Regions from separate parts of the Homo sapiens genome. Here region 1 is linked to region 2. The links are chromatin loops, found by intact Hi-C in ENCODE. Cell type or tissue: K562. All regions are shown on one strand. Links, peaks and the distances in the headings refer to the core of each region. The heading gives the core; the rest is flanking DNA.

Region 1 (2,896 bases), core at 97-2,596, 51 kb before region 2:
TGCGTTCTGGGATAACCACCTCCTCACTTGCACATCTACAGACACAGCAGTTTTGTCCAGGATGGACCAGACCCCACATTTCACTGGCTTCTGGTTTGGATGCTTAGAGGATGAGATTTGGGAGCTCCGAGCAATGAGATTTACATGAGAGTTGGGACTCAGAGCTGGTCTGTGCAGGCCTGAGACTTCAGGAGACACTGAGATGGGGTGAACATACTGTACATGTGTGGCAGATATGAATTTTAGGGCCGAGAGCTCAATTGCAGTGGGTTGAATAGTGCCCCCAAAAAAGAGGATACCCGCATCCCAGCCCCAGGAACCTGAGAATGCAACCTTATTTGGAAAACCTGTCTTTATGGATGTATTGAAGAACCCTGTAATTAGGTTATGATGTTGAGAGAGCATCCTGGGTCAGAGGTGGGCCCTGAAGCCACTGACAAGTGACCTTACAGGATGAAGGCAGGAAGAGCTCTCAGACTGGGAGGAAGAGACTGCGTGGAGGCACAGGCGCCCAGGGTCGCCCGGGGGCCCAGGAGCTGGAGGAGGCAGGAGGATCCTCCCGGGAGACTCTGGAGGCAGCGTGGCCTGCGGTCTCCTTCATCTCAGACTCCTGGGCTCCAGAACTAGGAGAGAACAGACGCCCTTTGCTGTGAGCCGTGTGGTCTGTGTCCCATCACAGCAGCCCCGGGCCACTCAGGGATCAGAGCCACCACCTGCCTCCTTTGCCGAGATTCCAGCAGCCCCTACGTCAGCCTGACTGGTATCCTCACCCCCTACCCTGGCTCACACCTAGAGCTCCACCAGCCCTTCACACACAAAACAACATCCAATGTTCTCCCACGGCCCCACTCCTCCTCAGGCACCCCTCGTCCTTACCCTGCTCTCCAGACACCTCCACCTTCTGCCCAGCTGCCCGGGCGCAAGACGGGACAGGGTGCAGGGCCAGCAGATATGCTCCTCTTTGAGACTTTTGTTTAGGTCAGGAAAGGCCTGAACACGTTACCCCCAAGGGGCACCAGCCAGCAAGCGGAGGCAGGGGCCCCAGAGAGGCAGAGACCGGCTGGAGGCGGACGCTGCGGGGTGGACACAGCCGTCTCTGGGCAGGAAGGCACAGGGAAGCACCCGCATCGGGCGTCATGTGGGAAGAAGGCAGGAAGTGTGGCTATTTCAGCAAAGGCCACACAGCAGCCCCTTTATGCGGCTGCTTCTCATCCCCACGAGACCCCTCTGCAGGGCAATTCAGGTTCTCTGTTCTTGTGCCCCGATCTGGCCGGAGAACGGAGCCCAGGGAAACGGCTGTTCAGGATCAGCCAAGTTTGGATGCAGCCACTGGAGGGGCCCTGAGGGCCTCCAAGTGCTGGAGCCACGTCACGGGGCCACTTCCTACATGACTGGCTGCTGTGCTCACCCCCACGTGCTGGCTCCGAGGAGTCGGAGCTGGGGATCTCAACTCTCTTCTGGCCTCACTGTTGGGAAAACCACCTTGCAGGACTGCAGGGTTTCAGGAGGACGCGGCACTGCCCTGGCCTGGCAGGAACTCAACACTGTGTGGGGAGACCCTGTTATCACAAGTCAGCACCGTGTCGGGGACCCTGTTATCACAAGTCAGCACCGTGTCGGGGACCCTGTTATCACAAGTCAGCACCGTGTCGGGGACCCTGTTATCACAAGTCCCCGCACCTGCCCGGCGCAGCAGTCGCAGAGGCCTCCGTGCAGACAGACCTCAACCCGGAGGACAACTTTACGAGCGGGGAGCAAGAACACCAGGGCCTTAGGACCCCTTTTATGCCAATCAGTGCCACACAGAACAGAGCACAAGGGCGCGCATGAGCCTCCCTGGCGACTGCATGAGTCACGAAGCTGCACGCTTCTTAGAGAAATGTCCATGCTTTACAGCCTTGCCCAGACAGGCTGCCGTGGCTCACACCTGTAATCCCAGCACTTTGGGAGGCCGAAGCAGACGAATCACTTGAGCTCAGGAGTTCGAGACCAGACTGGCCAATGTGGCGAAACCCCGTCTCTACTAAAAATACAAAAATGAGCCGGGCGTGGTGGTGGGCACCTGTAATCCCAGCTACTGGGAGGCTGAGGCAGGAGAACTGCTTCAACTCGGGAGGTGGAGGTTGCAGTGAGCTGAGACGGCGCCACTGCACTGCAGCCTGGGCAACAGAGGGAGACTCTGTCTCAAAAAATAAATAAAAATTAAAAAACAAATAAATAAAAAAGATTTGCCCAGATTTCTCTAATTTCACACTAACATAGCCACGATGGAGGAGAATACGGCTCCCCAGGGCAGTGCAGCCCCAAAGGCAGCCAAGGGAAGGCGGGGCCTGCGGCTGGCTCCAGCCCTCGCAACCAATGCAGCTAAGTCACAGCCAAAGGCTCGCTGAGAGCAGCGGGGGCAGGGTGCGCTCGTCCTCCCGTCCGCAAGAGCGGGCTCCTGTCTGAGGCTGCCCCAGACCCCCCAGCCGAAGGGCTGTCGGACGGAGAGGATCTGCCTGTGAGCTCCGTTAACGTGAGAGTATAAGTGAGCGCAGCTCTTCCCATGGCCGTGAAGACTGTGGCAGAGCGTGGCAGGGGGTCCCGTCATCCCCCAGTCACTGCAATCCCTGCCCTGTCCCTCGTGCGCACAGACGCGCCCTCACACACCTCCAGGGAGGCCAGGCAGTGCCAGGATTCTTAGAATCCACGCCAGCAGGGCAGTTCCAACTCCGGGATTCCTCCTAAGAGCATTCCAGCATGGGATAAGGAACACGGAAAGGGACATATGGGGACCAGGACCGTGAACATCCCCCCGAAAACCACGATACCTAAATCCACGGGTTCACAGTCAATAGCAGCTAACGCCTGAACCCGTGGTGAGCCATGACGCCGCCGTCAGGGAAAGGGAAGGCCC
Region 2 (2,896 bases), core at 163-2,662:
CTTGTTCCTTCCTGGGCGTAGGCTGAACTAACTTTGGGAGGAACTTAGTTTATAGTTAAAATAAACCTCCTTCTTGCCTGAGGGCTAGACTGCCTTTGTAGGATTAACAAATTAGCCACAAGATTAAAGAAATTGTGGTTTAGGAGTCATGCAGCTGGAGGCTACAAGATTCTGACCCTCCCTAAACTGCTCCTAAAATCCATGCTTGAGATGTTTTGCGGATCCTTGTTGCGCTAGATGGATCAGCTGGCACCACTCAGACCAATAGACTGGCTCATCTGATCTTGTGACCCCCACCAGGAACAGACTCCGCACAAAAGGACAGCTTCAATTCCCTATGAGTTCATCTCTGACCTGACCAATCAGCACTCCTGGCTCACTGGCTTCCTCACCCACTAAGCTGTCCTTAAAAACTGATCCCTGCCGGGCGCGGTAGCTCACGCCTGTAGTCCCAGCACTTTAGAAGGCTGAGGTGGGTGGATCACGAGGTCAGGAGATCGAGACCATCCTGGCTAACACGGTGAAACCCCGTCTCTACTAAAAATACACACAAAAACATTAGCCGGTCATGGTGGCAGGTGCCTGAAGTCCCAGCTACTCGGGAGGCTGAGGCAGGAGAATGGCGTGAACCCGGGAGGCGGAGCTTGCAGTGAGCTGAGAGCACGCCACTGCACTCCAGCCTGGGGGATAGAGTGAGACTCTGTCTCAAAAAAAGAAAAAAAGAACTGATCCCAAATGTGTGGGGAGACTGATTTCAGTAATAATAAAACTCCGGTCTCCCACACAGCCAGCTCTGCGTGAATCCCTCTTTCCCTATTGCGATTCCCCTGATTTGAGTGACAGTAAAACTCCGGTCTCCTGCACAGCCAGCTCTGCGTGAGTCATTCTTTCTCCCCTGTAATTCCCCTGTCTTGATCCATCAGCTCTGTCTGGGCAGCAGGCAAGGTGAACCCATTGGGCGGTTACATGAGGGGGAGTCCATGGGCCTCAGCCCCTTGAACAGAGAGATAAGAAGATCCCACACTGGGAAACGTTTCAGTGCAATCTGAGAACATCGTGGGCAGGCCTGGCAGCCATCCAGACCCGGCAGAAGAGTCTTCCTGGCAGCAGCGCCAGGGATTCTCCAAAAACAGGTGTGACCCAGACTCGCGCCCTCGCCAGACACAGATGAGCTGTTGGCCAAATGCGAAGGCCGCCAAAGCCGTCCTTGGGCGTGAAAGGTCTTGGGAAGTTTCCCCTTTCTAGACCGGGGGATGCCTCTTGCCAGGAAATTCGAATGAGTCCAGGAGGAAGGAGAAAGCCTGGACCTGACGTAGGCCTCAGAGAGCCTGGTCTCACCCATTTCTAATGGAACCCATTAAAAATCAGACAGTGTGGGGGACCCAGACAACAGTAAACAGCTGTGCTCATAACATCAAATGTGCTGGCCCCGCAGCCTTGCAGGTACCAAGGTTGTTTCTGGTGGCTTCTTCCAAGGCTGTGGGAGGTGTGGGCGTGTCTCGCTGAACTTCTGGGCCGGCTGGCGGGAGAGGCAGAGCTGGCGCTGACATCAGCCTCCCGGCGGGAGGGGCTCACAACCCACACTGAGCACCCAGAGCCAGACCTCCCCAGAGGAATGTTCTGGGGGAGAGGGAGGGGCACAGACGACTGCTCCCGAAAGGAGGGCCCTGCCTCGTTTTGTGGCCCCGCATCTGGTGTGCTCACCCTCAGTCTGCAGCAGCTCGAAGCCCTCCTGATGAGAGCCGACACAGGCAGGGGCCAGAGTCGCTTTTGCAGCGCTGGAAGGCTGAGTTCTGCCATCAGCTTTGCATTTTACAGCTTTCTGCTGGGATCAGAGAAGCACCTGCACAACCTCCCCTGCGTTTTCTAAACATTCAGCTGGGAACCTGGACTGCAAAGCCCGGCCTCAGTTACCGCCACTTTTTCCCAGAGCCCTTTTGGGGTGAGTTTTCTGGACTTGCTCATCAGGGCCAGCACTCGTTAAAGGTGAGGACCCCGTGATCCCACCCCGCACAGCAGTACCCAGACACCCGCTAGGGCCCCAGCTCCCAGGGGACGCCGCAGGCACGCACACATCCCTGCCCGGGTGACGCCGAGGTTACACAAGCCCTTTGGAAAGCTCTGGTGCTGCCTTGGCTGCACCATGACCCCCTCCAGCTGTGTGCGGCCGGCTCGCCGCCCATGGTGCTGTGGTCCTGGTTGGGCGGTGAGGTTCAGCCCTGACCGTCGGGCAGCGACCGTTTCAGGAAGCACGGGAACAACGGACTTTGAGCCACCTTCCTCTCCCCAGCACCCTTTCAGCCACCCCGTGCCAGGCTCCCCACCCACACAGCCCCATCCCAGGCACGCGGTGGCTCTGGAGGGCTGCATGTCAGGGTGCAGACCAGAACACGCCCGATTCCTTCCAGGCAATGGACAAATGGGGTCCACCGGCGCTGTCCTGTGATGGGCAGGCTGGGGGGCGGTGCCCAGCTTTGGGCCCTGTAGCCTCAGGCCTCCCCTCAGGCCACCTGCCCCCTGTGGCTGCTTCTGCCTCCCCGCAAAAATCCAGTCTGAGCTGGCTGAAGGCGCACAGGTGTCACCATGGCCCAGGCAGCTGGGACCCCCCCATAGGTCAACAGCCTGTCATTGGGGTCACTCAAGGGCCTTTCTGCCCAGCTGGCAGGGCCTGACCAGGTCCCCTGAATTTCACCCCCAGAGTGCAGTGGATCCCCCTGGGGCTGAGGGGACCCTCCACGGCCCCAAAGCCAGAGAGCACAGATTGACACTCAGAATCATGGCTGCAGACCCTGCCACAGCCCCAAACATGCTCTTCATAAGAGAAAGGCTGACAAAGTGGTCTTCACTAAAATGACACACTTCTCTTTCTCAGAAGACGCTCTCAAGGGCAGGGGAG

What was found. Peaks named below come from ENCODE experiments on the same cell type or tissue, not always from the same donor. Only the 100,000 strongest peaks of a DNase experiment are listed, where the experiment ranks them.
Region 1: a loop joins it to region 2, with 2.5 times the contacts of the local background. A loop is called at or near these places in 2 of 110 quality-filtered maps.

Annotation. Positions count from the first base shown.
Region 1 is chr5:1,066,248-1,069,143 of GRCh38, forward strand. The region is part of intron 17 of SLC12A7 (solute carrier family 12 member 7); the gene reads right to left. Among named protein-coding and RNA genes, the nearest start is that of MIR4635, 4.7 kb to the left of the region's middle. RefSeq lists enhancers at 1,243-1,742, 2,465-2,896. In K562, for the core only: no CTCF peak of the experiment used is centred there; DNase peaks (open chromatin) are centred at 1,544 and 2,357; H3K27me3 peaks cover 1,421 bases.
Region 2 is chr5:1,117,369-1,120,264 of GRCh38, forward strand. It overlaps a transcript of SLC12A7 not described here. Among named protein-coding and RNA genes, the nearest start is that of SLC12A7, 6.8 kb to the left of the region's middle. RefSeq lists enhancers at 48-581, 1,652-2,185. In K562, for the core only: no CTCF peak of the experiment used is centred there; DNase peaks (open chromatin) are centred at 976 and 1,547; H3K4me3 peaks cover 180 bases; H3K27me3 peaks cover 1,957 bases.